Linked DNA regions of Homo sapiens: region 1 is linked to region 2. A link is an interaction called in ENCODE POLR2A ChIA-PET data of the cell type or tissue named here. Cell type or tissue: HepG2. All regions are shown on one strand. Each heading gives the region's core, and the rest is flanking DNA. Links, peaks and the distances in the headings are about the cores only.

What was found. ChIA-PET counts read pairs that join two places held together with the same protein. Peaks named below come from ENCODE experiments on the same cell type or tissue, not always from the same donor. Only the 100,000 strongest peaks of a DNase experiment are listed, where the experiment ranks them.
Region 1: POLR2A ChIA-PET joins it to region 2 with 17 read pairs; 2 of 35 experiments call an interaction of 5 or more read pairs at or near these places.

Annotation. Positions count from the first base shown.
Region 1 is chr3:37,898,520-37,915,010 of GRCh38, forward strand. All of the region lies in intron 1 of CTDSPL (CTD small phosphatase like), which reads left to right. Among named protein-coding and RNA genes, the nearest start is that of CTDSPL, 45 kb to the left of the region's middle. RefSeq lists enhancers at 5,090-5,816, 8,225-8,274 and a silencer at 7,479-7,773. In HepG2, for the core only: no CTCF peak of the experiment used is centred there; DNase peaks (open chromatin) are centred at 4,952, 7,602, 8,632, 9,562 and 1 weaker place.
Region 2 is chr3:37,954,176-37,969,005 of GRCh38, forward strand. CTDSPL (CTD small phosphatase like) reads left to right here. Exons shown (of 8, transcript NM_001008392.2): 3 at 2,936-2,968; 4 at 10,396-10,497; 5 at 13,651-13,707. Among named protein-coding and RNA genes, the nearest start is that of MIR26A1, 7.8 kb to the right of the region's middle. RefSeq lists an enhancer at 7,690-8,301. In HepG2, for the core only: a CTCF peak has its summit at 13,311 (motif pointing left); DNase peaks (open chromatin) are centred at 10,686 and 13,296.

The DNA.
Region 1 (16,491 bases), core at 2,896-10,895, 60 kb before region 2:
TAGTGCCATCTATTGAGTGCTTACTACGAGCCCCGTGCCAAGAGCTTTACACACATGATCTCATGTATTCCATTTATAAAATGTTTTTTGTTGCTTGCTTGACTCACATTCTATTTGGTCACTCAGCAGATATTTACTGAGGACCTGCTAATGTGCCAAGTAACATACAACAATGATATACAACAGAGTTCTTGCCCTCATATGCTTTACTATGTAGTGAGGAGGGCAGGCAATCACAAGTGAACCAAAAAATTAATTAATTACAGATTATGTAGGTCTAGGAAAGCTATAAATAGAGAACTGTGATAGAAAATATCAGGGTGGGCCTAGTTTTATGTGTGGTCAGAGAAGCCTCATATCTTATGGGGAGAGATACCATTAAGGAGCATTCTAGGCAAAGAAAACAGCAGGTGCCAAAGCCCTGCAACAGGAAAATGCTTGGCATGATCCAGGAGTCAACAGGATCCCAGTGAGTGAATGAGGAGGAAAGAAACTTGAGATAAACTTGGAAAAGTAAGCAGGATCAGGTCATATATGGAGAGCCATACCAGCCCTTCTGTTTTGGAAAAATAGAGTTTGCAATGTCTGTGGGACTTCCAGGGAGAAGTGCTAAGTAGGCAGTGATACCCTGGGCTGGAACCCAGAAGAGCAGTCTTGGCTGGAGATGTAAACTTGAGACCTACAAGCATATAGATGATATTTAAACTCATGGGAATGGAGGAGCTCACCTAGGGAGAGAGACTAAACATTCCTGAGGAATGCCATCTTTTAAATTGTAAAGTGACTTTTCATGCCTTCAGTAACTAGCCCATCCTAAAGCCAGAGATCATAGGAAATCTATTCCTGTGGGCCAAGGGGCCATGCTGCAGTCTGTAGCACATAACCACTCTTACCCACCACAAGGGTCTGGTTCAAGGAAAGCCCCATGTGCAGGAGCTGCCAACTCATAGCCTGAATTACGACCATCCTGTGGGCAGAGGCAAAAAACAGGAGCCAATCAGGCTGCTTCCTCTAGAGTTTGGCGTTGAGAAACTGAGAGACTGATGATGTGGTGGCAAGTGAGAATTCTGAGCTTAGAAAGTCAGAAGACACGCTCAAACTGAAGGCATGAGGATCAGAGAAGATAGCAGAGAAGAAAGTGAGGAGGCCAGGACATTGCAGATGCTCTCAAAAAAGCAAGGACTCAGAGGGAGCCTTGAGTCCCAAAGACTCTTCAATTGCATTCACAGGCTATGTAGGCAGTTGCAATGGAGTATTGCAAAGTAGGTGTAGTTGTTAAAAGAATGGGCTCTGTAATTATACTTTTTGAACTCCTTAGCTTTGCTGCTTATCTCTAAATAACCTTAGATGAATTAGTTAACTTCTCTGGGTCTCAGTTTCCTCATCTGTAAAATGGAGATAATAATGGTACCTACAAGATTATACTTGTTAAAAGCTTGGATCAGTGGGGAGACCATGAAGTAGGTCATGTCATTCCATTTTCCCTGTGAGAAGACTGAGACTCTGAGAGGTTAAACAACTTGCCTGGGGCCTTTAATCACAATGAAATATTGCCTCCCATGAAAATGAGAATTTTTGTTGCCTTTGAGCTTTATCACTGAATTACACCTTGGGTTAGAACCAAGGAAGGAAGTTCATGTCATCGTCACCATTCTTGAGAGGAAGGCTTGAGTGTGAGCGGGGAGGGAATGGAGCTGGAGATAGTGTAGCTGAGGATGTTACACATCTACTCAAATTGTGAAAATTGTTTGGCCGGACATAAGGCAATAGAATTAGGCTGAGGGAATATCTAATACGAAACATGTATACAACCCCTGAACTGACATTATTCACAACTAGAACTAGCAATTCTTCAAATCAGCTTTCAAGTTTTAGGATAATATTTATAGGAGTTAGTAAGGGTCACATTTTGACAGTGAAGAAAATGTTTGGCTTCTATTGATACAAAGATTTGAAGAAAGAAAGGGAAAGTGTGACAGGTTGTGATATTGTTTGAAAAACTTATTTATAAGGACTTATGGTTATTAAAGGAACTGTAGAAATCTTATGAAATATAGAAAACGATAAAGATAAGTCATCCATAATATTGTTAACCATCATTGGCTTTTTAAGAGCTTTCTTGCCTTTTAATTTCTTATATATGTATATGGATAAATATCATGAGGAGACCATGGAACCTATCTCACATATATAGCTTAATATGCCAGCTGTTTTTTAAGGTACCATGAGAATTTTTACATGTCATTAAAAGTCCTTAGAGAACATAATACTTATTTTTATTATTATTATTATTTTTTTAGACGAAGTCTCGCTCTGTTGCCCAGGCTGGAGTGCAGTGGCACAATCTCGGCTTACTGCAACCTCCGTCTCCCAATTCAAGCAATTCTCCTGCCTCAGTCTCTCTAGTAGCCAGGATTACAGGCACATATCACCACGCCGGCTAATTTTTGTATTTATAGTAGAGACGGGGTTTCACCATGTTGGCCAGGCTGGTCTCAAACTCCTGACCTCAGGTGATCTGCCTGCCTCAGCCTCCCAAAGTGCTGGGATTACAGGTGTGAGCCACCACGTACAGCCTGAGAACATCATATTTAATGACTACAGAATATTAGTAATCATTAGTAGTCTGGGCAGGAAGAGAAATGTGTGAGTTTGCCAGAGTGCCTGATGCTCCCAGCTGGACCTGCTCAGCCCCCATCTCAGGGCCTCTGCCTTTCTGTGTATGCTCCAAAGGGACCTGGGTCCAGGTCAAGAACAGGAAGGGAGAACTCAGATCCACTGATCATGCCAGGGTTCACTCTGGCCTCTGTGTCTGTGCTGTTCTTCCCAGGGGGACAGGCAGCTCTCTGGGAATGGTAGTCCATCTCATTACACAACCCCTCTGCTCCCAGTCACTCCATAAACCAAAAAACCTAGCCCTTCCTCATTCTCCCTTCCTCAGAAACAGAGACACCTCTTTGTGAGTTCCCAAATTTTCTCTATTGTCTAAGGCACTAAAACAGATGAGCAATTAGTGGCTTAGACCTAATAATAGTAATACTTGACCTAAATAACAATGGCTCATATTTATTGTGCATTTACTATGATATGTCATGTGCTTTACCTGCAGCATCTTGTTACTTTGCAGACCTCTTGCTTTGAGAGCAGGAGGTGGTACCATCCAATGGAAATATGCAGAGAAGGCTCTAGAGTTGAACAGACCTTGGTTAGATCTGCAGCTCTGCCATTTACCAGCAACTCTGTGACTTAGGCAGGTGTATGCAACCAGAAAGGTATTGAGCTACACAAAAATCAGAAAACCCAACCACAAGTAGCTTAAATATGTAGGTAGTTATCTTTCTGACATAGTGAGAATTCTGGATGGAATCAGTCCAGGCTGATATGGTGACATCAGGGACTCATCTCTTATCTTCCTGCCTATACTATCCTTGGTATGTGGCTTTCATCTTCGTGGTTGCGAGATGGCTGCTGCATTCTGAGGCCTCTCCTCTGAGGGGTCCAAGCAGGAGGAAAAAGTAGAGAAGGAGGAAGGAGCAATTCCTATTTCAGAAGAGCAAATGCTGTTCTTGAAACTCTCAGCTTATATGTCAGGCCAGGACTATGTCTCATCGTCACCTATCTGTAAGCCAGGGAAAAGCTTTAGGTGGGCACATTGCCATCCCTAAGGAATCAGAGTTCTATTAGGAAGGGAGAAGAGTGCGTGTTTGATGGGTCAGTGGCCATCAGTGTCTATGCCAGCAAGTCATTGCATTTCTTTGAAGCTCAGTTTCCTCTGGTAATAATATCTCCCTATTCTAGTCAGGCTCTTTCAACCTGCAAGAGGTTACCTAGTTTGCCCCAGGGGATGGGAGCTCCTTGTGAAGATCTCTAAGGACATAGGGAAACTTGGTATGGGTCACAGCAACAAATAGTCCGTTTTCCATGGGTCTCTGTACTTCCCAGCAGGCCTGTGGGCACCTCATTGTTCAGGATGTGCCAGGAGTCTTCCTAGGTACCTCCCATCATGCCATCATTTTAGAATTGGGCATCCATGGCTCCCCTCCCTAGGGATTCCTCCAGATGTGGAAAGCTAATCTCTTTGCCCGCTTCTTCCTCTTGTTTCTCCTTCTCTGTCTGTATTCTCACCCCAACTGCTGTCTCTGCTGCTTCTGCTGCATCTCACATTCAAACCCCCCACAAGGAGGCAACATCTTGGGTGGGTCAGTGGCCTCCCACTGAACAACACTGCAGTTAGACAGAGTCTTACACCAGCCTGCCCCAGGGGTCACCGGTCACCCGTTAACTACAGGACACATTGTGGCTGCTTTCCTCAACACAGGCCTGTGGCTGTGGCAAGTGCTCACTGGATCCCACATCCTCTCCAATACGTTACTCAGAGAGTTTCAGATGCACAGTATTGCACAACTCTAGGGGGCAACATCTACAGTGAAAGGTATGTGAGCTGTGCTCCAAGAAACACCGTTCTGAAGTTGAATAACATGGTGGTGCTGGTCCCAGGTGGGCTTCAGTTGTTTGAGACTGTTTGAGGCTCTTTGAGATGGTGGTGGGCTTCTCATTATCTGGCAGCTAGAGAGCCAAGCACAGGCCTTGGCCTACTGGTATACTAAGCCAAGGGTAAGGGCACAGTGGAGAGTATGCGTTCTATGAAAAGATGGAGGAGAGGACTTGGGAAGGGGCAGCCGGTCCGATTGCTGGAATTCCTGAGGCAGACTTTGTTGTTAGAAAAGGAGGCTGCTGTTAGCTACACCTCTCATTCCTAGCTAGTAAGAGGTGAAGGACAGTTGTCAGGACAAATGAGGGAATATGTATGCACATACTTTGAAACAGCGATCCATTTGAGAGGCCTTCTTGTTGCTGTTATTACAGCTGCTGCTGCAGCAAAACAGCTTTGAACCCTGAGGTATGAGGCTGATTTTGGAAGCTGGGGCAGGGGGTGGGAGAGATTCTGGTAACACAGGATGTGTGAACTTATGTTCATTGACCAGGACCTGAGCAGGACTGATGAATAAGGGTCTTCTGTCTCCTCAGTAGTGGCTTTAGGTTATTGTGTAATTCTTGGGACCTTAGGGTCAAACAAGGATGTCCTTGCTATCACAAGGGTTATCACAAACATGTCCAGGCAGACAGTCAGCAAAGGATGTACCGCACCTGCCACACCCCTGCCAGACTCCTCTCAATTTGAGCTGTGAGGTGACTTCATAGTAACAGGCACAAGCTCAGAGCTTCTTGGGGACAAAAGCCCAGGAGTCCCTCTTCTTGTCCACCTTGCATTTCTACTCTTCCCCAGAGAAGCTACAATGGGTCAAGCGACTACCACTGTCAGGACAGGGTTCCTGCCAAGTCCATGTGCAGTTGCTTCTGGCTGGTACCAGGTCACCAGGCCAGCCTTTACTGCCGCTGCCACCAGGTTACTGACTTATTCAAGCAGTTCATGCAGTGGCTATTACAGTGTAAGCAGAAAATAACCAAGATGGCACTCCCCTCCTCACAGGATCCCTGCTGCACACTCTTGTGGCTTCAGGACTTCTCCTTCAACCTGTCCAAGGCTGGAAGGCAGGATAGTAAATCGTAACATGAAGAATTCTATAGGATAAAGTTGGCTCTGTGGGCTGGCTGCCTGTCAGACTGCCAGCAGAACAGAGCAGCCTTTCACTGAAACTTTGAACTTAATTATGTGACATTTGCACCTGAAGCAGAGAAGCAAGCCAGATTGCTGAGAAGAGCCAAGCTGGTTAGGGTTCTTTTCTTGGCTATTTAGCACCAGTTCCCTTTGAGGAAGGGTCTGCACTTGGCCCCTTCTTAGGCATCCAGGAGAAGGAGGAGTGGGGCACTCTATCAGGCATTGAGGAAAGGACCCGCCCAGTGGATGGAAGACCCTAGGGTACTGATCTCACCTGAGATGAGAAAGAACTTCACAGTGTGAAGAGCTGTACAAGGGAGAACTGGCTCACCAGGAGGTGGTGACCCATTGGATGATAAATGGGGGCACCTGTCAAGGGCAAGAGGTCCCCTTCCTACTCCCTGGCTAGAGAACTAGCCCACCCCGGGCTCCCAAAGATCAGTATCTGTGAGTGCCAGACTGAGACTAGACCCTGGGAATGGCATAGCTCACCAGAGCCTTGGTGTTCAGCCTGTGGCTCTCTGCTCAGCCCCCTTTTTATAGAGAAAACGTATGAGTGGCCAGGAGTCCCTTTCTTCCCACATGGCCAGGATATATCTCCCTGTTGCATCAGACAGACCTGATCCAAATCTCTGCTACTTCCTTCTCTGATCTGGGAAAGTCATTTTGCTGCCCATCCTTGCCTCTTAAATGCAATATTACAGCAGCCTCCTAACTGGATTTCCTGCCTCTAGGTCTCCTCATCATCACCCTGTCCATCTTTCCAAGTAACTAGCCAAAACATGACTCAGTCTAATCACTCCTCTGGAAGCCTTCAGTGCCTCCTCACTGCCTACAAGAAACAGAAGGTGGGAGAACCTTCCTTTGTGATTTGACCCCCCGCTGCCTCTCCGAGTCTTGTTACACTTTGTACTGCCCACAGCTTCAAACACGGGGACTCAGAAAACATTTAAAGATGGAATGAATGAATATAAAAAGTAAAAAGCTGAGCAAAAATGCTCTAGTGTTTTTAATTTTGTAGTTACAGAGCTATCATGCTAATATCTACATAAGATTAATCATTGGTAGTGTTTTCACAGTTTCCCTGATACAAGCCTGTTATCCAAAGAATTGGGAAGCCTGCCTTACTTCATAAAGGGGGCAAGGTTTATAGAATATATAAAGGAAATTAAGAGTCAAATAACGTTTTGATCTTTGATTTTGAATTTGTCTCAGATAATGCCTACAAAAAGGATCTCAATGATTCATTCTTTTTTTAGCCAGCCAGTTCTCCAGTCAAGTTTTAAAAGACTTGGAAGAACATGTGATTTTTAAAATATCCTGGAGTTTTTTTCCAGGCCTGGGCAACTCGTGGGTCAATGCACAGCTATTTCTGTATGTAAGTAGGCTGGGAGAATACTCTGTCAGTTCACAAAGGCCAGGGGCCTGACTGCCTGAGCTAGGCTTCCTTCCCCCCCTCCCTCCTTGTGCCACAGCTGGGCACTGCAGAAGTGCAGACATGTTCTCCAGACCTACTTGTGTTTGCATACCTATACCTGCTGCAAGGTGTTTTATTCTGAGTTGTGGTTTCTTTAGATTGTGAGAACCTTGGCTCCCATGTCCAAGGTGTAACACACAGGTCTGAACAACATAGGCTTTGGGAACTGTACCATGGAGAAGTAGCTTTGGAATACACCATTTATAAAAGAGAAATAAACAAATTCCAGCTGATTTGAAAGCCTGATATTTTTCCAGGTTTTAGTCATGCTTATAGGAGAAGATACTCTCAAATCCAATGAAGAGGAGAGAAGAGTATGGACTGGCACCCAGGGATTGAGTTCTCAGCTCAGCTCTGCAAATCGCCCATTGATTTTTCTGGGCCAGGCCTTTCCCCTGCAGAGGCGCAGTACCTTTCAAGTCAGGAGGGTTGGGTTAGTTAGTTCTTGTGCCGGATGTTTTCTGTTTGCCCTCCACATCTACTCTCTGTCCTACCCTGTGCCCTGGAAGCCGACCAGTGGGGACTCTATGAATGGGCTTCTTTGCTTCCTGGCCCCTATTGTGTGCTTTGCCCAGTGGGGAGCACTAACAGGAGATCGGAGGAAGTATTGATTTCTCCTGGCTCCACCCTGTGGCATCACCAAAGGTCTGGGCTCCTGGCAGGCAGCCTTCTCCACAGGGCGCTCTGTCTCAGGGGTCCAGCAGCCTCTCCTTCCTCACCCTTTTGGGCCTAGGCATGTAAATGTGCGACTGTTACTGGTCCCAGACCACTGCACTTCGGTCCGTTCTATAAATGCTTCCCTTATTAAAGTCTCCTCAGATTACTCATTTTGAGAGTGCCATCTGTTTCCTGCCAGAACCCTGCTGGATAAAGTTCCTAAGATCTTTTCCAGCTCTGAAAAAAGATGACCACAAGCAGGGAGGAGCCAGCCCTTTGGAGCTCCTGTTTTTCACTGGTGCCTCCCTGAATGGTTCCCCAAGGTCATGGGAAGGAGGAACTGGTAGCAGTATGATCTCCAGGGCACAGAGTCCCTTAGGACAAGAGCCACTGATGCCCTGGTAGACACAGACTGTTAGGAACCTGATTCCCAAAGAGTGTAAAGTGTGCTGCTGTGCTGCCCACTCTAGTAGTGGGGAGAGGGTAAGGGACAATCCCACCAACTGAGGCTGGACTGTCACTGCCACTCCTTTCTGCCTTTGTGACTAAGAAAGTCACTTCGCCCTCTGAGCCTTTCCTTCCCTCCTAAACCAAAGCTGAGAATACCCACTCTGGCCCACACACAGTGGTTATGAGGTACAAACGAAGGCGTCTGTGTTCAAACTGCTTTGTTGAATGTAAAATGCAGGACTAAAGAGAGTTACAGTCATAAACAGCTTTTATTGTGGTAGGGGTCACAGCTAGGGCACAGAGCCCAGTAGGGACATTACCCCTGCTCCTGTCCCTGCCAAAAACCCCCACTTCCTTTTGTTCTTTCCTGGTATGTGCACTTGCTGAGACATATATGGCTCTTCGAGTGTCAATTTTAGGATCAAAGCATGACCTAAGTGATACCAAATTACAAAATCATGCCATCAAACTGCAGCAGCCGCCTTCTGACATCTCTGGAATTTAGATTCTGACCTTGAGGGTCTTAGGTGGCCATTTATGGCCTTCTAAAAGCAGCTGCTTCAAAATAGGTCTAAGGGAGGAGAATGAAGGAAATTAAGGGCATTTTTAAACCTATACATTCTTAATTATTAAAGTTATCACAGAGACTTCTTGAAATACATGAAAAATACATTCTTGAAAACTACAAATGTCAAGTGCAATTTTCTCTCTAAGGAAAAAATTAAGAGACTTAAAGAACTTGAGTCTTGTTCATTTGACACTGTTGATATTGTTCACCCATATGCATATAGAGCACATGTGCAGGATGAGTGGAGGAGGTGAAGGAGAAAGGATGAAAGAGTGACAGGCTGGGAGAGGACAGAGCATTAAATGCCCTGGGTGGGGGTGTACCACAGTGTATTTATCACACAGCAGTTAGGAACTGTACGTGTATCAGTGTGGGGGAATGTTAAGAACGTAGAGCTTAGTGGAAAAAATAAGAATGAGATGCACAGACTAATATTTCTATAAGTTAAAAATAAGTGCTCAGAAAAGTACAATGCACATTTTTCTAGCACTCCTGTAAACACAAAGATATACTTTAAGCATGTTAGAAAGTTTGCCTGTGGGTTGAGGGGAGTGGAGGTGGGCTGTGAGGATAAAGGGAAATAAAAAAGCATGTATACATACAGCGCATTTGCCTAGATACGGCTAGTGGTGTGCCAGGAACTATCACACATGGTAAATGCGACCCTATGCTCCTGAGATGCAAAACAAACAGAAAGTCTGCAGGGTTTTGTTTTTAAGAAGTCTGAAAGCTTCTACAGTTCAGTTTGCATGGGCTTCCCCATAACCCTCAGTGTAGCAGCTAAACCACAAGTGGTTAATGGAACAAAAGTACCCTTTGTAGGGTCAGAACAGAAACACAGCACAAACGCTGCCTAGAAACCACATGAAAGAAGGGATGCTGTGAGCCGCCCTTCAGGCTCACTTTTGGAAACTCACCACCTGGTAGCCCCCGCCAAGTGGGCGAATGTCCATCACAGCAGGCAAGAGTATTCCAAATGTGTTTCTGTTTTTAAAAAATCTCCTAATAGAAAGTGGAAGGTATGGCAAATGCATGTTAAGCCTGTAAGAAGAGACTGCATACAGTATTTTGATTGATATACCCTCTATAACATTTTAATATCTTTATCTCAATTATTCTTTCCTAATGTTGCAGTTAACTGTATTTTTTCATTTTGCTACGTAGACTCTGTCATCATTATTTTTAATGGCTGGGTAATATTTTATTGACTAAATGTACCAACATTTATTAGCCATTCCCTCTTTGTATGACATTTAGGCTGCTTTCTGCTTATGCCACTTATAAGCAGTGCAGAGAGGAAGGTATCTATGCTGCATGTATAGCTTCTTCATATTTTAAATTAATCCCTGACGATAGACAGGAAATTGAATTACTGGGTAAAGGAGTGTACAAACACATCTATGACTCTTGGTGCAAATTACTAAATTGCTTTCCAGAAGGATAGTAACAATTTACACTTCCACTAGCAGTGTGTTCTTGGACCGGCATTGTGTTCTATAAGTTCTTAATTGCCAATTTAAGAGCCAGTGTACATTGTTTTTATTTTTGCATTTCTTTGATTAATAGTGAGGTTGAAAATTGTCCAAGTTTGTTAGAGATTGGTATTTCTGTTCATATTGCTGTTGGAGTGGTCTTGGGTTATTCTTTTCCGTATATATGTAGCCTTTACTCAATATCGATATTTAGTCTTTGTCGTAATTACTACAACTATTTTGTTTTCCCTTTTAGAATTCGAAATTTTACATAAAGTGTTTTTCTTTAAATAAACCGATACCAATTAATTGGTCTTTCTCTTTATTTTGTTGGGCTAAATAAAAATGAAGATACCCTTTTGGCTAAATTCAAGAAAGAAATTTCACAGCATGGCATGATGAAAAATGCATCAAATTGAAGGCTTTGAAGGTAGACAAAGCCAGGTTCCAGTCCCTGCCCCTGTGGTGTCCTGGCTGAGCAAATCACTGAAGCTCTCCAAGCCTTGCCGAATTCATTTCTGCCATGGAAATGATACCCAACTTCATTTGTGGGACTGGGATCATGAACAAACACTGGCATAGCAGATGCCCAATAAACCTGGGTGCTCTTCCCAGATCCTAGGGCTGAGCAGGTCTTTCAGGGTGGCCAAGTGGCTATTTCAGAGAAATGGGCTTCAGGGCTCACCCCAGACTGCCTGTGGCCTGCCCCGCACTGCCCTGGAGCTGGTCATTTCCTTCCAGGCAGGAGGCCCAGGGACATGGCAGTGACTGTGCTTCTTGTTAGTAGCTCTGAACAGTGGAGCTGTTGTTCTGGCATATCTGGTAACCAACTTCCTGTTTTTCCCAGTGTGGTGATGTTCCTTTAGTCAACAGCAGGAGGGAAAGAAATAGTCCTGGATGGGTAACCTCGGTTTTCTAATCCTTTTGCTGGAAGAAATTCTGGCCCTTTCCACCATGGACTCTGTGATCACGAGGCTGTGTGACCTTGAGCTCTGGGCCATAAGGCCAAGTCCCACATTTGGGGAGGGAATGAGGAGACAGCGAGTCACTATTGCTTGTAATTCAGGATTGTGGTGCCCATGAACTAATGCTAATGTAAAGGTGTGTTGATTAAACATTAAACATTTATTTCCCACAAAGTGAATGGTATCACACATTCCTGTTCTCACATTCTAGGAAGAATGATTAGGACATGATCACTGGGGCCAGACTGCCTGAATTCAAATCCCAGCTCCATCATTTTTAGCGATATGACTTTAGGCAAGTGACTTAACTTCTATGCTTCAATTTTCTCATCTGTAAAATGAGGAGAATAATAGTACCTCCCTCAGAGGGTTGTTGTAAGGATTCAGTGAGGTAATGTGAGTAAAGTATTAGCAGTGTTCTAGGCCACATAGTAACCACATAATAGTTAGTATAAAGTCTGAATATTTTGGCCTGGCGCAGTGGCTTACACCTGTAATCCCAGCACTTTGAGAAGCCAAGGCGGGTGGGTCACCTGAGGTTAGGAGTTCGAAACCAGCCTGGCCAACATTGTGAAACCTCGTCTCTAATAATAATACAAAAAATCAGCCGGGCATGGTAGTGGGCACCTGTAATCCCAGCTACTCAGGAGGCCAAGGCAGGAGAATTACTTGAACCTGGGAGGCAGAGGTTGCAGTGAGCCAAGATGGCGCCATTGCACTCCAGCCTGGGCAACAAGAACAAAACTCTATCTCAGAACAACAACAACAAAAAAACAAAAAACAAAAAAAACCAGTCTGAATATTTTACTTGCTAAACTCCAGTTGAATTCATGGTAAAGGTAATTTGGTAAAATTTCTCAGTTCATTAGAAGTAGACAGTATTTATGAATAATCTGCATGGAGTGTATATTTAAATATATTTCTTAAAAGTTAGCTATAAAATATTATAAAATCAAGCTTTTCTTTTTATCTGCTTTGATTCTAAAATTCAGGGCTGTATTCTCATGAAAAAAGTTTGCTTCCCACTGAAATAAATGCCTCTTTGTCCCAGGGAAACACATAGAGTCTGAATTACTCCATTCTACAGGGTGGGTGCCATGGGGTGATGGAGAGAGGTGTGAGCTCACCACATGTGAATGTGGTCCCTGCTGTCTGGGGGAGGTAAGACCCTGGGTTACAGCCCTTCCCAAGCTCTAGTGGTTCCAAGGTTGAGGCTTCTGCTTCCCCTGCTGTGGGAAGGCAGGCGTCTGCCCCTGGTTTATGACTGTAAATGGATTTGCTGGAGGATGTTGTCCTGTATTTCAGGGGTGCTAACAGAAAGGTAGACCTTACAAAAAACAAACAAAAAGAAATGCAGACCGTAGAGTGTGCACATGCGGTCATTTAAGTCACTTAATGCCCTTGCTTCCTTCAAAACAGTTCTCATAAAAGATTGACTTGGTTTATTGCTGTACTCAGGAAATCAAAGCAGAGGGCAAGCCCCAGATGGGATTACAGTGGCTGCTGCATTAGCTTTTCCACAGAGTGGTGGTTTGTCAAGGTGACCGAGCTCTAAGTTAAGAGGATAGTACTCTTCAGGTTTTACAAACTAGAGAAGCTCACACCTTTAAGTAACAATTTTCATTGCCTTTGGAACTTCAGAACTGAGTCAAGGCTGCAGAGTGGTGACTTCCCTTTTGTTACTCTGCGAAAACTGGGAGAAAATTAAGAGCAGGGCCTGCAAGATGTGGGAGCTCAGAGCCTTGAGGGAAGCAGAGCCGTGGAGCTTACACAGAGAAGGCTGAGGGGTGAGGGAATAATGAAGGCTTCTTTATCTGAATTAGCTATAGAGTAGCTATTTCTAATTCCACTGAACCCCCAACATGAACCTTTGGCAAATAACAGGGATTTTTGTTGGAGAAAAATGTTTGTCTGGTTGAACGTTTTAGTGGGTTTCCATTTCAGATTCTCTTTCTGAGAAGGGCAAGAAGACGAGTGGCAGAAGAATCAGAAAGTTGTCTACACACCTGGGTGGCAGGTGTAACCCTCGCTAAAGAGAGAAGGAGGACAGCCAGGCGCGGTGGTTCACGCCTATAATCCCAGCACTTTGGGAGGCCAAGGTGGGTGGATCACTTGAGTTCGGGGGTTTGAGACCAACCTGGGCAACATGGTGAAAGCTCGTCTCTACTAAAATACAAAAATGTATTAGCTGGGCGTGGTGGCGGGCGCCTGCAGTCCCAGCTACTCGGGAGGCTGAGGCAGGAGAACTGCTTGAACCTGGGAGGCAGAGGTTGCTGTGAGCCAAGTTTGCACCACTGAACTCCAGCCTGGTCCTGATACACTTAGAAGTCAAAAACCGTCATTAGGAAAACCTCTTCAGTTAACTACAGTTCTGCATATTCATCTGTGACTCTAAAAGCATCCTGATTTATGTTGTCTTTGGAGGGAGTGAGGGGACCTAACCTCCTTTCACAGCCCCGCAAGTGGGGTCCACCCAGGAGTGAGTAAGAGTGGCATGGCTTCCCCCTAGTGGAGGGGAGGCCGGTTCTTTCCTGCACTCAGCCCCGGCCACTCCTACCTTCCAGGCATGTGTTTACAGGCCAGAAATGTTAAGGTCTGAAGTAACAGGATTTGTAGTACCCAGCCTCTTGCTGCTTTTGAAATCTTTTCTTTATAGGCCATTTTGAATTAAGGAATCTCTGGGTGAGGGAGAGGCTTAGTAAACAAACTAGGTGTTAGGCAGGCTGCAAGCCACCCAGGCACAAGATGACCACACGAGGCTGAGGCACCCCTGTGTATTCAGGATGGGAAAGAAGGGAAGTGATGCTAGCCGAGGCCAGCTGTGTGTTGGGGGGTATGCGGTACTGGGGACGTGGGAGTGAGTTCTGTCTTCAGTAATAACAAGGGCAAAAATGCACTGGAATCCAGTTATTTTGAAGGGAACTTGGCACTATAAACAAGCGGACCTTGACTCTTAAGGATTTTGTGAGAGCCTGGCAAGTTAGTAACTTGCCTATTCCATTAATATTTATTGAGCATCAGCCACACATTAAGCACTATGTGTTAAACCCTCACAAGTCTAGTTTGCTGTTTCTGTCATCCTGTCTTCTCATCATCATAGCCCAACAAAGCTCTAGTATATTGCCAGCAATGGCTTCCATTTATTAAATAATTGCTATGTGCTAGATACTGTCCTAAGTGTATTACAAGCATTATTCCATTTAATCTTCACAAAAATTTTCCTTTCACATATAAGGAAACTGAGGCTCAGAGATCTTAGATAGTTTGATTAGAAGTAGTTTGATGAGTGTATAAATGAAAAACAGTATTTGGCCAGATGTGGCAGCTCACACCTGTAATTCCAGCGCTTTGGGAGGCTGAGGCAGGCAAATCGCTAGAGCCCAGGAGTTTGAGACCAGCCTGGGCAACATGGCAAAACCCCATCTCTACAAAAACGCGTAAATTAGCCAGGTGTGGTGGCATGTACCTGTAGTCCTAGCTACTCAGGAGGCTGAGGTGGGAGGATCGCTTGAGCCCAGGAGGTGGAGGTTGCAGTGAGCTGAGATTGTGCCACTGCACTCCAGCCTGGGTGACAGAGTGAGACTCTGTCTCAAAAAAGAAAAAGAAAAACAGTATTTTAAAACCTAGTTCTACCTGATTTATCCACTCCTTACATGCCTTCTAAATGAGCAAACAGAGCAAGACTCTGGCCATGACCTCTATATTCAGGCTGGCTGGAATATTTTGGACTAAAATCAGTAGGTAGCAAGACACAGTGCCTAAATCCCTGCCTTTTTAACCTGGAAAACAGAGGGGGAATGTTGTTTGATTTCCTTAGAAGATTGTCTTGCTTTTGAGTAGAAATGAGAATTGGGGAGACCTGCAGTCTGGAAGGATTTATTAATCTGTTTATTCTCATTTCATATCAGAATTTGGGTGACGTAGTCTATCTGCCTCATGTTATAGATGAAGAAATTGAGGTCCAAAAAGGGGAAGAACTTCTCTGGGATTACACAGAGAGTGAGGATATTGCTCCAGGAACCTACCAGCGTTGGTTTCCGTCTGGTGAACATATATGTGCCTGAGTTTCTGGGCTTTCTATTCCATTACACTGCTCTTTTGCCAAAATGACACTTTCTTAATTACTGTTGCTGTATAATAAGTTTCAGTATCCGGTGGGACAAGTCTATTATTGGTCTTTTGCATTTCCATGTAGATTTTAAAATCAGTTTATCTGTTTCCAGTTCCTACAAAATGAATAAACAAAAACTGCTATGGTTTTCATTGAGATTGTGTGGAATCTGTAGGCGAGTTTGGCAGAATTGACGTCTTCACAGTATAGAATCTTTAAAACCATGAACATAGTATATCCCTCCATTTATTTATGGGCTTTAAAAATTTCTCCAAATAACATTTTAGAATTTTCTGTGTAGAGGTCTTGTTACATATTTTTATTTACTCCTATTTATTTTATATTTTGGTTTTATTGTAAATTGCAACTGAAAATTTTTCCTTTTCCAAATGTTTATTATATTTTCAAGCTATATATCTCCCAACTGTTTAGTTTAGGAATTTATCTGCAGATTGTTTTGGATTTTCTACACATACCATTAAAATTCTGTGAATTATTCTCCTTTTCCCTATATATTTTTTCCCTGTTTGATGTTAAATAGAGGTAGTGATGCAGGCATTCTTGTCTTATCCTTGATCTCAGCAGGAAGCCTTCAGTATTTCACCATCAAGTATTATATGTGCTGTAATTATTTGTAAATACCATATCAGATTTAGGAAGGTCCTATCTAGTCTTAGTTTGCAAGGAGTTTTATTATAAATGGATGTTGAATGTTATCAAATTATTTTTCTGAATCTATGGATATGATCATTTGATTCACCCCTTTATTCTGTTAATATGATGACTTGCATTCCTGCAATAAAATTAATTTGCTAGTGACATATTATCATTTTCATATACTTTTCTGGATTTAGTTCCCTCATATTTTATTCGAGGCTTTGCTCCTAAGAAGGATTTTTTACTATAATTTCACTTTTTGATAATGTCCTTGTCAGATTTTTGTGTCATGGTTTGGTTAGACTTGCAAAATGAGTTGGGAAGTGTTTTTTGTTGTTGTTGTTTTCTGGAAGAGTTTATATAAGATATATATGTTCTTTTTTTTTTTTTTTTTTTTTTTTTAGAGAAAGGGTCTCACTCTGTTGCTTAGGCTGGATTGCAGTGGTGTGATCAAGGCTCACTGCAGCCTCAACCTCCTCCTGCCCTCCAGCAGTCCTCCTGCCTTGGCCTTCCA
Region 2 (14,830 bases), core at 6,740-14,739:
GCCGTATCTATCAGGAAATAGAGGCCTTTAGAGGCAGTTCCTCCAGCAGAGCTGAGCTCACTTGGAGTTACTGTTCATTCATGAACTTCCTTCTATTAACATTTGTCAAGATGGCTTTTTAAAGAATTATGTTAACTTTGAGTTAATTTAATAATCCAAAGTGGGGTGATACGTCATTTCCATAACACTTGACTAGTCAATCTGGGAGACCAGACGCCAAAGAAAGAGCCCTGTCAGAGTAGGGCAGCGAATTCCCAGAGGAGGACCCTCTACCTCTTGCACCCTGCTTGCTCAGGACATTTGGAACACAAAGCCCAGGCCTATTAGATGTGGAAGCAGATTCCAGGCCCATTTCTACTGCTGAGTCCTTAAGTATCTATGCCTCTCAGAATTCAGCATGCCAGAGGAAGAAGGAAGGCCATGGACAGAATGGGACAGATGACCTCTAGGGTTCCATCCACCCTGCATATTTACTTTTGACCTGGAGAAATGAGGATTTGGAGCCTTTGAGTTTCCAGCTGCTTCTGCAGCAGCGGCTTGGGTTAGCAGCCATTGCCACCATCACAGCCACAACCTGGACCTACAGACCAGAAGCCTCCAGGGGCTGGGAGGAGTCAGCACCCCAATGGCAAAGACCATGGAGGACCTTTAAGGGCAAGGACAGCGTAAAACAGATTGCTGGACACTCACAAATATATGCATACCTCATGCTGTATACACACACATACATACATGTAAGCTTCTAGGGTAATTTTCAAGCCCAAATATCCTTCTAGATCAGCACCTTTGCTTGCTCATAGTGGGCATTTTTTCAGGCCCTTCAGCTGCATTGTTGTGATCTTGCGCGTCGTTGACATGCTCATCTCATCGAAAGTGTGTTCTGAAGGTGCACCTGTGTGCAGGGGCTGTCTGCACTCTCCTACTAGAGCAGAGCTGAAGACTGATTGTCACTAGACGGGGAGAGAGTGTCTGCTGGCATCTGGTGAGTAGAGGCCAGGGATGCTGTTAAACATCCTGCAACAAATAGGACATCCCTCACGACAGAGTTATCCAGCCCAGAATGTCACTAGTGCTGAGGTTGAGAAACCCTACTCTGAAGTGACCCAGCCAGGTATGGCAGCACACACCTATAGTCCCAGCTACTCAGGAGGCTGAGGCAGGAGGATGGCTTGAGCCAGGAGTTTGAGGCCGCAGTGAGCCGTGATCACACCACTGCATTCCAACCTGGGTGACAGAGCAAGACCCCATCTGTAAAGTAAAATAAAATAAAAATAAGGAGACCCAAATAGGCTGTGAGCTTCTGCTTAAAATCTCCTCCACCAAATACTATGCAGCCGTAAAAAAGAAGAAGTCATGTCATTTGCAGCAACATGGTTGGAGCTGGAGGCCATTAATCTAAGCAAACTAATGCAGCAACAGAAAACCAAATACCGCACGTTCTCACTTATAAGTGAGAGCTAAACACTGAATACTCATGGACAACAAAGGGAACAACAGACACTGGGGCCTACTTGAGGGTGGAGGTTAGAAGGAGGGTGAGGATGAAAAGACTATCTCTTGGGTACAGTGCGTATTACCTGGGTGATGAAATAATCTGTGCACTAAACCCCCATGACATGCGATTTACCTATATAACAAACCTGCACATGTACCCCTGAACCTAAAATAAAAGTTTTTTTAAAAGTATGTCCTCCGCCAAGTATGTCTGTAGGGGCAGTGACCTACTCTTGAGTCCCTGTATTAGGAATAATATTATTTAAGAGCTTCTGAAATGAATTTATCTGTGCAAGTTCTTGAAAACTTTGATTTATTTGATTGCATTGTCTGTTGGAGAGCAGCATAGCTCTGCCTTGAGTGATGTCAGAAGGAAGCTTAAAATCCTTAAGACAAGCCGGAAATCTGAAAAAGGAAGGAACTGTGGAGATCATCTCAAGAGGAAATGATACTTGCTCTTATGCTGCAGAGGTGATGACTAGGGGTTGGAGATAATCAAGAAGTTGCTAAATAGTTCTTAGTGTCAAAACAGAGCTCAGAAAGGTGCCAGGCAGCTGCCATTGCGAGCCATCAGGTTTGGCCCCTTCACGTGAGACCTCATTATCACTGTAACCCTCTTAATAAAAATGGACACATCTTTTCACAAATCCTTCAGTGTACAAGGCATGAAGCAGTGCATTGCCTTATTAGGCCATCTAAAAAAGAAGAAACAGAAACTGGAAATGCTCAGTGGAAATAAACTTTTTTATTAGCATTTCTTAACAATGCTATAATGAAGTGTTTCCATCAATTAGGTTTGGAATGGCTGGCATTTGGGGCTGAGGAATATTTGAGGCCTTTCCTTGGGGCCTAGGTTTTCTTAACACTCCCTGTGAATACAGATTGTGTTTCCCTTAAAGGAAAGCTATCCCCTTGTCTGTTGCCTGGGAGGGAACTTCTTGTACCTTGCCTTGTCCCCTCTCCCCAGTCTTCCCCTGGGGAGCTCCTGGAATGACCAGGGGGTCATTGTAATCTGGTGAACATGTCTTCCATTCCCTGCGTATGATATTGACTTAGTCTTTTTAGGGAAAAACTTGCTTAAAAGAAAAAACAAACAGTTTTTAGAGGGAACCAAGGATTAAAGTATGAGTTTTTATTTTTGTTTTTTAATTAAGGATTGAATTCCTGGGAGTAAGGGAGGTGCTATTTAAATACACAAAATGGTTTGTGAGTCTCAGGAGCCCAGCCTGGCTTGTTGGGAGAGCAGGTGTCTGAGAGACAGAAGGAGCCTCATGCCTTAACTGTGGAAAATTTTCAGGTTCCTCCTGTTGATTAAACACCACCAAGGTACAGAGAATGGCAGATCATGCAGCTGCTGTGCTCAAGAGGGCTTTGAAGTTTCTTTTGAGAATATGATCTTCTCTTCGAACCTGACAATGATTTTTTTTTTCTTTTTCCTCAGGGTGACCAGAGGCAGGTCATTCCCATACCAAGTGTATGTATATTTATCTAATTTTATTTATTAAAACAGTCATAAAATCTTGTGGCTTTGGGCCTACTTATATAAAGGATTTTTTTTAATGTTATTGCTTATGGTGAGTTTATCATGTGGTATAAACAGCTCTGTTCTGTTAAAAAGAAAACTGAAGCTGCATTTTAAACTGTGAGCAGGAAGTTCTGTACAGAGACAGTTTCCTTTCTCAGGAACAGCAGGGCAGCCAGCTCCATTAACCTAATTCTCATTTTTCCTTTCTCTCTGGGAAGGACCTCCAAGCTGAACAAGCTGAGGTTGCTCAGAGGCCTCACCCACACCCCACTATCTTAGCCTCAACTCCATAGATTGGCGGGAACATTGTTTTGCCCAGACCCAGTTCTTTGCAGCAGATTCAGTCCCAGTGGAACTGGGCTCACCAAGCCCACGTCCCAGGTGACCAGACTGTTTCTAACTTATCAGTGGTAGCATGGCTGTAGCTCCGAGATCAGAGAAGTCACTGTAACTATATTCTCGGGACTTGCAGGACCCATCCCACAGGCCTGCTGTGCTGCCACTCTGCCCCAGCTGGGCGCTCCCTGAGGCCACCCCCACTTCTGTTGTCATCCCTGAAATTTGTTCCACCCCAGCACCGTCCTGCACCAGCCACCCCTCAGCCATCCGCTGTCCTGGCTGTCCCTTCTCTTCCTCCTGCTCTGCCAGCAGAGCCACCCAGCCTGAGGCCAGTCAGTAAGAAGTAAACTGAAGACCGACTCCCAAAAGAAATTTACAGTTGAGATGCCTGTATCAAACAAGACCTTTCAAATAGTCTTATGTCCTTAGAGAAGGATTTAGGTTTCAAAATGTGTCTATAAATTAATTTTTTAGTCTGTAAAGATGATCAGATTCAGATTACTTGATTCAAATGTGTTCATCTCTCTTTCCTTGGAGTTTTTCACATGTTTTCTGGGAACATACAATAGACACAGCAATCTTACATAGAAAGGAGTAGATGGATTTCACGTGTGCAGGTTGACTCCAAAGGCTTTGGTAGTACATGTCACTTACAAATTGCCCAAAAAGTTTACAGTAATTTCATTTTTCTCAAAACTCTAACTCTTCATTGACTAATGCGTTGCAAGAGTCTGTGTAGTGATTCTGACTTTGCCCATGTGCCTGAGGGTTGGGTTTTGTTGAGAAAACTGGCTTTGATCAAAAAGATTGACCTGGCAGCACAACTTTTTATCCAGAGTTTGAGGAAGATGCTCAGCAGAGTTAATACCAGAAGACTCTTTAACCTTTATATAAAGTAGTTTTTGACATATTTTTTTCCTGCAGAGGTACCTACATTAAATGATGGCAGGTAGCATCTCTCCTTCCACCTTCAATATCACTATTACTGTTTTTTCTTAAAGCTAATTGGCAGCCACGTGCAAAGTTAAGTGCAGAACAAAAGCACTTGTCAGTATAAAAACCCCACTGAAGAAACGGACCCTTTTCCCACAAATGTAGATTCAGCCATGTATAGAATTCTGGAATAAGATAAACAAGAAGAAAATTCCTTATGTAATTGATCCTACTGATAGATCAATAAACTGCTGACTGTGTCCTACATGTGAGATGTTGGGTCAGGCCATGTGAACCTATGAACTATCTTGCCCAAAGAAACAGCCAAGCTAAAGGAACTTGCACTTTTGAATGATGACCTCCAGAAAAGCATTTCCACTAGTGAGCACAGTGTGATTTCCACTGACTGCTTAGCATATAGGACTGATCCCAGTCCATCCGGGCCAGCTCAGCTCTGGAATCAAGTCTTGGGAGCCCCTGCAAAATCTGCACCTACCTGAAAAGGCGCCAGGTTGCATAAGCAGCGTGGTTCTGGCCTTTCTGGACCTCAGGGGGACCTGGTGAGTGCTGGGAGCCCTGAGAGCTTAGGGTGCCATACATAGGAGCAGAAATCTGGGCTTGTGCTGAGTCTCCAAACCAGATCCCACAACCTCCTGAAAGCTTTCTTCAGGCCCTGAAGGTAAAGAATCCTCTAAGCCTGTGGTGACCAGAGCAGCTGCATCTGGGGTCCCTATCTGTGCCTGTCACCTCACCCCTCTTTTTTCATTCGCATGTTGCTCTGTTTGTATGTGTAGGTTTGGTCTTTTAATTTTTTACTAAACAGTAATTCAAGCTCATGGTTAATTTTTAAATATTGACGGATTTGGGATTAACACCTGTGGGAATACATACATACACACGTACGTGAAGTTGAAAGATTAAAGCAAAGAGAAAATATCTCTCAATGTAATCCTACTGCCTTCTAGGCAGTACCACTTTTTAATATATGTCATTTATCCTTCCAGAAGTTTTCCAGACAAACACAAACATATTTATATAAATGAAATTGTGTTGTATTCACCATTCTGCAAATTGCTTGTTACTTTCTAACAAGATGCCTTGAACATCTTTCCAAATATTAGTAGGTATATATCTGCCTCATTGTTTTATATTTCATTGATGGCATTTACTTTGTTTCCACTTCTGTGCTATTACAAATATTTCTCTTAAAAATATCCTCTTTTCTGTGTGCTTATGGACTTGTGTGATAGTTCTTTGTGATCAGTTTCTATTTGTGGAAATGCTAGGTCAAAGGATATATTTTACAGTATTGGTACATTAAAACCAAATTATCCTCCAAAAGCTTATGCTAATTTACATTCTCATGAATTATCTATGAGAGTGCCTCATACCCTTACTGAAAATGATAATCAAATGTTTCAATCTTTGCTAATCTGAAAATAAAGAATAGTATCAGGCCAGGCGCAGTGGCTCACACCTATAACCCAAGCACTTGGAGAGGCCGAGGAGGGCAGATGGCTTCAGCTCAGAAGTTCGCGACCAGCCTGGGCAACATGGTGAAACCCCATCTCTATAAAATATACACAAAATTAACTGGGCATGGTGGCCGGGTGCGGTGGCTCACACCTGTAATCCCACTGAGGCCGAGGTGGGCGGATCACCTGAGATCAGGAGTTCCAGACCAGCCTGACCAACATGGAGAAACCCCATCTCTACTGAAAATACAAAATTAGGCTGGGCGTGGTAGCTCACGCCTGGAATCCCAGCATTTTGGGAGGCTGAGGTGGGCAGATCACCTGAGGTCGGGAGTTCAAGACCAGCCTGACCAACTTGGAGAAACCCCATTTCTACTAAAAATACAAAATTAGCCGGGTATGGTGGCACATGCCAGTAATCCCAGCTACTCAGGAGGCTGAGGCAGGAGAATCACTTGAACCCGGGAGGTGGAGGTTGCGGTGTGCTGAGATCATGCCATTGCACTCCAGCCTGGGCAACAAGAGCAAAACTCTGTCTCAAAAAAAAAAAAAAAAAAAAAAAAAATATATATATATATATATATATATATATATACACACACACACACACACACACACACACACACACACACACACAATTAGCTGGGTGTGGTGGTGCATGCCTTTAATCCCAGCTAACTCGGGAGGCTGAGGCAGGAGAATCACGTGAACCCGGGAGGCGGAGGTTGCAGTGAGCCAGGATGGCACCACTGCACTCCAGCCTGGGCTACAGAGCCAGACCCTGTCTCACAAACAAAACAAAACAAAACAAAGATTGGTATCAGTTTATTACTTTGATTTGCATTTCTTTATCAATGAGTTTGAACAGCTTTTCACAAGTTCATTGGCTTTCTTCTTCTCTATTCATTTCCTGTAGTTTTTTATGCTGTGTTGCTTGTCGTTTTAAATTTTAAGGAAATTAATACTTTTCCCCAAATGTATGATATATCTTTTGGCCTTTTTTGTTTATAATTATTTTGGCCACAAGGAAGTTTTAGTTTTATATAAGTAAATATTAATATCATCCTTTATGCTCCTTGATTTTATATTTTCTTCTAGTATTTTAATAGTTTTTAATAGTTTCACCATTATACCTTTAAATCTTTGATCCATTTGGAATGTATGTTGGTGTAAGGCATGAAGTAGGAAGCTATCCTTTTTTCCAAGTGGCTACTCAGTTGTCCCAGCACCATTTATTGAGTAATCATGTTTTGCACGCCTATTGGAAATGACATCTTTATCCTTACCATTAGTATCGTTCATCTCCCAACTATGAGCCAGGATTTAGGGCCTTCCTTAGTGGGAAGCTTCATGGGCTGTTTGGTGAACGTCGGGTATTGAAGTATTAGGAAAAGATGCAGAGGGAACGAAAGTTTGAAACTGCTGAAGTATGGGTGGTCATGAATTGAGGTGAGCACTCGAATGCCTTGGCCCCAGTGAGGAACGCCACTGAGGCTGTGTCCTGAGTCCTACCGATCCCATACTTTTGCTTAAATTACACAGCACACAGATGCTCACAAACATGAGGCTGGCAGTGTAACCGAGCCATAAAAATGCTGAAAGGGGAGAGGATTTGTTTTCTAACAGCTATGTTTCTATGCTATTTGCCTAAGGCTTTTAATACAGCAATAGTACACTTCTTTCCACGAAAACATTATGAAGAACATACAAGCAGGACAGCTATTCTAATTAAAAGCAGTCTAGAGTTCCTCTTGCTCCCCTCCTGCGTTAGGCCCTGACATCCACCTGGAGCTCTGAGGGCTTGAGGAGCACAGCGTGCAGACCTTAAGCCTGAGAAATCTTAAGTAAGGAAACAATAATCCAATGTACCAGGAAGAGGTACTACATCTGTAAGATTTATGAGAGTTTGTGGGATGGGCACTCCAAGAGGAAATAAGCTTAGTGTTAACTATTCATGGCTGCCAGTTCTCTGCCAAGGACAGGAAATTTCAGATTTACTCCCAGGAAAGGAACAGGAATGAATACCATTCCCAAACCGTGGATGGCAAGCCGTGGTCCCTTCCTCCTCCACCCACCCCCCGGCAATGCTCTTTGTGTACATTTGAGCAAGTCATTTTGTATAAGAAAGACCTTTCTTGATGTGACTGGTATTTCTCTTGTTCTTCAGCTTTATGAAGACTTCAGAGAAAACTTGGTGCAGGACATTTCTTAGTTAATGATTCAAGCATCACCTGAACAGATCAATTGAAGTAACAAAGCACTGTGTATTGTCATTATATAGCATCCTTACATTTCCAAGGATGCAGCTGTCCCAAAGAATTCTTACCCATGGGCTGAAGAATTTGCATTAATCTAAAGCCAAGCTCTCAGGGAAGCTGTGTGCATTTAGGAAACAGCAGAGGATTAATGGAACCTCCTAGCCTGTTGCCTCCCAACTTGGCCTTGTTCCCTGCAGCACAAATTAAAATCAATTGCTTGCTTAATATGAGTCTCACCCTTCTCCATCTTTTCTCTCTTAGATCGTACCATGAGGGGTTTTACTTACTGTTAACTTTTCTCTCTTAGATTGCACCATGAGGGGTTTTACTTACTGTTAAAGAATGCTTGTAAAGTGTGGGTTAACTGTGCTAAGAAAGTAATCTTTATTCTTGGGTTTGGAAAATGAACCACTTTTGGCAGATCTTTGATGTTTTCAGAGATGCTAGGGTTAGAATTTCTAGATCCTTATTTTCCAGGCTAACAATTAAATTAATAAGTTAAAACATTTTAGTAGTTTATAAACGCATAGGAAAAGGACTGGATAGACACTAATGTCAAAAGGGAGACATAGAAAAGAGAATGATTGTGTTTTACTCTCATAGGTCTATAATCTTTACAATGAGAATGTGTTTTATATTAAATAGTTGTGTAATAAAAATTCAAACAAATTTTATTCTGGTCACAAGCATGCTTTCTGCTCTGTCCCAGACAACAAAAATGACCCACATTCTCTCTACTATGTTCACTTAGCTCATCACACTCTGCCTTTTTAAAAACACCTTTTGATAGAAAACTTTTTGCAAATTTAATTTTTTAAAAATAACCTGCTGACTCACTGGTTTGTAATGGAGGACAGAGTCCTTTCTAGATCCTCGAATTTCGTGCCTGTCTCCAAGGCACATCCCCACATCCCGTCACAGTGCTGCAGGATTAGGGAGGATTGCTTCCAGCTGAAAGAGATGGGAGGCCATAAAGGCTCTTTCTTCTGGATGACGTTGGAAAGGAAGAAACATGGAGTTAGAAATGCTTATGTCTCCACACGTAGCCTCTTCCTGGGCAACCCTGGACAGTCTCTGTCTGCCAAGGTGATCATTGTACTTGCAAATTTACCTAACCTGTTGACTGCCTGTGTTACATTTACTATTGAACCAGCTAGAGTTCAAAATTAACTTTTGATCACTGACTTTCAGTTTGAACCAAAAAAATAAAAAGAGGAAAGAGCCACGTAAAAGGAAATACAGCTTGATTTCATTTTTTTCTTGTTTTATTTGATGAACTAAATTGTCCATTCTTCAGGGGCTCAGAATAGATATTTCCTTTTGTTTTGTATCAAATATTAAAGAGAGTTTGACCTTCTTTGCAGGTCAGAAAATTAATTAGTTAACTCTGGATATTGAATATGCCACAAAGTAGACTAAAATACTTCAGATCATTTCTAGAATGAGGCAAGGCCTAAAGAAATAAATCCTCTAAATCGAGTGAGGTTGGCCAGAGATACCTAGCATTTTATGGTTGGCTGAAGATACCCAGCATTTTATTAACTCTTTATGACTTCTTTATCACGAGATTTGAGTCACCTGCTACTAAGACACATAAATAGATTGTTTGGTCAACACACAACATGTGGATTAAAGTATAACTTTCAGAGGCAGAGAATCCAAGGGGTAAAAATACCACATTTGCTCAGTATTCTACCACAGTGCGGTGGCACAAGGTGGCACTGTACCTGGATTGGTCTTATTTCTGTTTCCTAGTGTTGGGGGTAACTCTGGACTGCATTATGCTGGTGGGCCTATAGTTTGTCTTCAAGTTTTTTAAAAATCTCAGTCACTAAAAAAAAAAAAAAAAAAAAAAAAAAAAAAAAAAAAATCTGTAGTTCCAACATAGCTCTAATATCTACTTATGTGCCACAGTGAATTTCAGGCAAAATATGACCCCACGAAACAGACCTCCATTGTGACAGTACCTATTATAATTAAATACTCATTCTTGTGTAATCCATTTTAATAATAACTGTAGCCACCAATATATGTGTGAGGCAAAATGCTGGGCATTTTATTGCCATTATAACTGATAACAACAACCTTTCATGGTAGGTATTACTATCCCAATTTACAACCAAGAAAGTGACAGAGCTGATGATTGAAACCAGGTTTGTCTGGTTCCAAAGCCTAGGACTTCATAGCAGTCATTCAGATCGTGGCACCGTATTTGATAAAACTTTAGTTGCAAACTACTTATTCCTATTGTTCTTAATAAAAGCCCATTATACGCTTGACCAGGCATTTAAATGTTTGAAAGTAGTATAATGCAATACTGATTGGTTTGTCTTTTACATAAATGTAATACTGATTTATTTTTCCCCTTTAGCCACCAGCTAAGTACCTTCTTCCAGAGGTGACGGTGCTTGACTATGGAAAGAAATGTGTGGTCATTGATTTAGATGAAACATTGGTGCACAGTTCGTTTAAGGTAAATCAACATAAAAAAAAAATCCATGATCTTTGTGATTTGATAACAATTGTATTGGAAAAGGGAAAACAAAAAGGATGAAAGCTTATGGTGGTTAGTGTGTGACTTCACTCTTCATGTAGAAATCCCAGGAGCTGCTTATTAACCCAGGTGAACATTAACTAAAGTAGTTGAATATTAACATAATTAGTTTGGAAAGAAAACACTAAGCTACCAACATCACTGGGACCTCATTCTTAGGAGGTTTGCATTTTCCAATGCTGTAACCGCTGCAGAAATACTTTTCAGGTGGCACAAGGCACTCAGTGCCCCCAGGATACTGTTTATATTTGTCAAGATGACCAGAGTGCTATGTGTTTTATTGGGAGGGGGAGGGGAGTCTCTGTTGGAAACTGTCAAATGACCTGGTATCATGGAGATTTTCCCAGATTGATTTTTGAAAGATGTCCAACTCTGAAGAAGACTTCCAGACTTCAGGGCATCTGAACAGATTCAGCCATTTAATTTGAGCATCTTCATGACAAGAAGTGGCTGGGGTTTTTTGCAAGCTTCACAGCTAAATGAGTACCCACCTTCAGGACTTCCCTCCTGAAGGGTGTGGAGGTCAGACACTCTTCCTTCCTGTCACCTTCCCTGATCTCCATCTTCCTGCTGGAAAAACAGCAGAAACGGCCTCCATGCAGGAAGAGCTGTGGCGACACTGTTAAGAAATGAGTTAGTTAACCATTTTTTTTTGACGTGAAATAAATTGTATAAAAGAGGCAAATGATGAAAAGTTTGGAAATAGGAGATTGGTGTTTTGGGGAGAAGAAGCAGGTATTTAGGATTCTGGTCTTGTTTTCCTTGGATTATTTCTGGTAATGGGACTGCTCTATCATTGTACTGCATTCCTCTTTCCCCCACCAGCCTGGGACTCCCCTTCACTGAGAGACATGAAGGTCACCATCCATGATGGGGCATGTGTCTCACATGAACCATAGTCATTCCTTACAAGTTGTAGGAAGCAGAAGAGCTGTCAAATGTGCCCAAACACCTTTCTACCAGAAACATCCTTCTTTGTTCTTCTCACTAAACAGAGACCTTTCTGGTAGGACAAAGCCAGAAAATTGTCTTTGAGTCCTTTGAAGAGTGGAGAAGAGACCACACTGACCTCTAGCAGTGAGAAATTGCCTTGTTCTGGCTACTGGGGCATGCAGGGACCACCTCATTCCCTAGCACTTGAGGACCAGCCCCTTCCATAGTTGGTCCAGGGGATATGGTGACTTTGTGTCCCAGCTTAACCCTAGATAGCATTGGAAGCCATTTCTCCCCCATGGGCAAGTTGCTCAGGACTTTTCCAAGTCTCTGTGAAGGAAAGCCCTTCAGAGCAGGGGTCGGTTGCCATCACAGCATAGAGAACTCCCTCCCAAGCAACTGTGGGAGTGTAGGCAACACTGGCCAGATCACCTGATGTTACTGAGGATTCCTGGCTCCAAAGGCAAGGCCCTGGTAGCCCCCAGTGTCTCTAGCACCTGCTCGGAGAGCATTGATGCCACAAGCTAATGTGAATGGTGTTTCCTCATTTCTTCCCTCCCCTGGCCTGCCTACATTTGCAACCAGAATATTCTTTATGGTTTTTAAAGTTCTGGGCATTTCAAAGTCCTTTGAGAATCTGAAAGCTGTGAACCCTCTTCCCTTCGAAAATGTACATTTGTACAATGCATAGGTTCATGGATCCCAAGTGAAGAACCCTAGCTGTAGCAGAGTCTCCTTTATACCAGCAGGAGAGAGGAGAGTAAGGGTGGTGCTTGCTGTAAGCTGGGGAATGGTTTTTCTCTTTTTAATATACTCCGTGGAATGTGATTCCATAATCTAATGCCTTGGGAGAGTCTCTTCCTTCAGTCTTTCCTTTTGTTTTTTAGCATGATTCTGATTTTAGTTGTGCAATTATATGATATTAAACTCATCCTTGGCCTTCCAACTCTGGGAGTAAATAAACAGTGATCATAAGCTAAGTGCTTAGTAACGGTGCTATGACCTAGCATTGTCCATGTTTTTTTGTTTTGTTTTTTGTTTTTTGTTTTTTAGTTTATATATCAACAAAGAGGGTTTGTGTGTACTGTGATGGGCTTAAAAGCAGACTTCGGTTCAGAGTCTGACCAGATGCTGTACCCCTACCCCTGCCCAGAGGCCACCACACACACCTTCTCCTTCCTTCTGTCTCTCTTCTCTTGTCCAGGGGTTTGCAGGCTGATGATTCAGTTGGGCCTGTTCATTTAAGTAGTTTTGTACCTAATTTGTGGAATTCCATTGAGAACTGTGTGTAAGTTCATCATTGAGAACGTAATGACTGCTGAAGAATCATATTTGAATTTTAAATGTCATTAATATTGTCAAAGAGTTATTTAAAATATCCAGAAGTTTGTGGGTGTGCTGGATGTTGTGTTCCTTGGAGCGGAGCAGGCATAGGGTGGGCTGGCTCTGTACCCCCACCCAAGGCAGGAGCTGGTGCCAGGCTACCTGGGAGGGCCTGAAATCACTGATTCTCAGTACTGGACTGGGGCCATGGGCATGCATCAGACCCATCACAATAGCTAAGGAAGAGAGGAGAAACTGAGGTCCAAGGAGAGGAAGAGCCTGCCCAAGGGTGTGGCCTGCGGCCTCTGACTTTACCCCCACATGGCCTTGTTACTGTTTTGAGTCCGTGTGGCCATCTTCTCCTGCTGAGCAGCCCATCGCAGGGCAGCCGCCAGTTGTGGGTCCAAGTACAAATAGTTTTCCCTCAAGCAGCACTGTCCTCGGAGCCCATTACATGCTCAGCTCCTCCCCCTGGTGGCTAGCAGTGATTCCCCATCACCCCAGCAAGACTCTGGGCAAGAGCTGGAGTTTTCAGGAGCCCCATCCTCTAGCCAGGCAGTGCCACACTTTTTGGTTGAGGCCAGGCAGGTGATATTGGACCAAGATGCTGAAAATGTAATGACATTCACAGTGGAAAATAATGTGCTTTCCTGCTTGTGCTTATTTTAAGGAACCAAGGCATGCTTCATCATCCTCCTCCTGAACTGTTTTTTCCAATAACCAAAACATTGGTCTAGGCAGGCTTTTTTCTTGCTAAAATTTCCAGAGTTTTTTTGTTCCTTCAGACATATTAATTATAGTCTCTTTTTTCTCTAGCCTATTAGTAATGCTGATTTTATTGTTCCGGTTGAAATCGATGGAACTATACATCAGGTAAGAAACTGAAGCTAAATTTGAGTTTCAATTAAGATTTTTTAGTACTTACATTTCCTATGAACTTTATTTCTAAATTCTCATTTCAGTAATAACTTTATTACGGAATCAAAAGGAAGCATACTGTAATAAATACAATGTTTTTCTTTTTTTCACTCCAATGAATTTATTTTATACTGAGATTATAAGGAAACTATAGTCGTAAATATTAGATGCGGTTGCAAGTTCAAATAGTTCTTTGATTTGAATTTCAGAAGTTTCCGTATCCCCCACTGGCCTAGCTTGATGGTCTAATTAACTTCCTTGTGTAATTGCTTTCGGCTACTCTCCTAGCAGGCAACAGGAAAATGCCACAAGTCACCCACTTATGGTGGACTCTCGGGAAAAAGTGTCCATTTTCAATGCCAGCTGCTCCAGACTGATCTTATCATTCCTGCATCGTTTTCTCCAGAGAATCTTTAGCAAATACCCACCCCAAAAGAAAAAGGGGGAAGGGTGTGAGTTTTCGGATCCGCAGGCTGCTATGAATAAAGATGCCGTAGTCAGTTGGCATGCGTCTTCGTTGCTTCTGATTTTTTTTCCTTATCTGCATAAAGCTCTTCCGGAAATAACTTCATTTATGAACAAATTGGGAATGTTGTAGGAAAACTAGCTTTAGAGGTTGAAGCTGGGGGGCTTTTGTCAGATTTTCCACAGGGATGATCTAACCATCTTCCTTGTCAAGTCCAAGGTCTTAAAGGGAGCGTATCTGGCCTGATATCCCAGGAAGGAGACTTTCCTGGTACTTGAGCCACAACGGGATGTCTTTTCTTAGCAATGTCAGTAGTCTTTGGTTCTTGAGTGCAAGGTGTCAGAACTGGAGAAAGCTTGGGAATCAGCTGGTCCAGCTGCCTCATTGTCTAGATGGAGAAACTGAGGCTCCGCCAGGGAAGGGGTTGGTTAAAGGTCATACGATGGGAAGAATTAAAATGAAAATTCCAGTCTCCTGCCTCCTGGCCCAGGGCTCTTTTCCTGATACGCAAGTCCCTTCCCTCCCATGTCCTTGCTTTCTTGCTTATTCTCCAGGACATCCTGCCAGGAAACAGTCCCGGGGAGAGGCAGCTTTTTTCCTAGTGTTTCCACA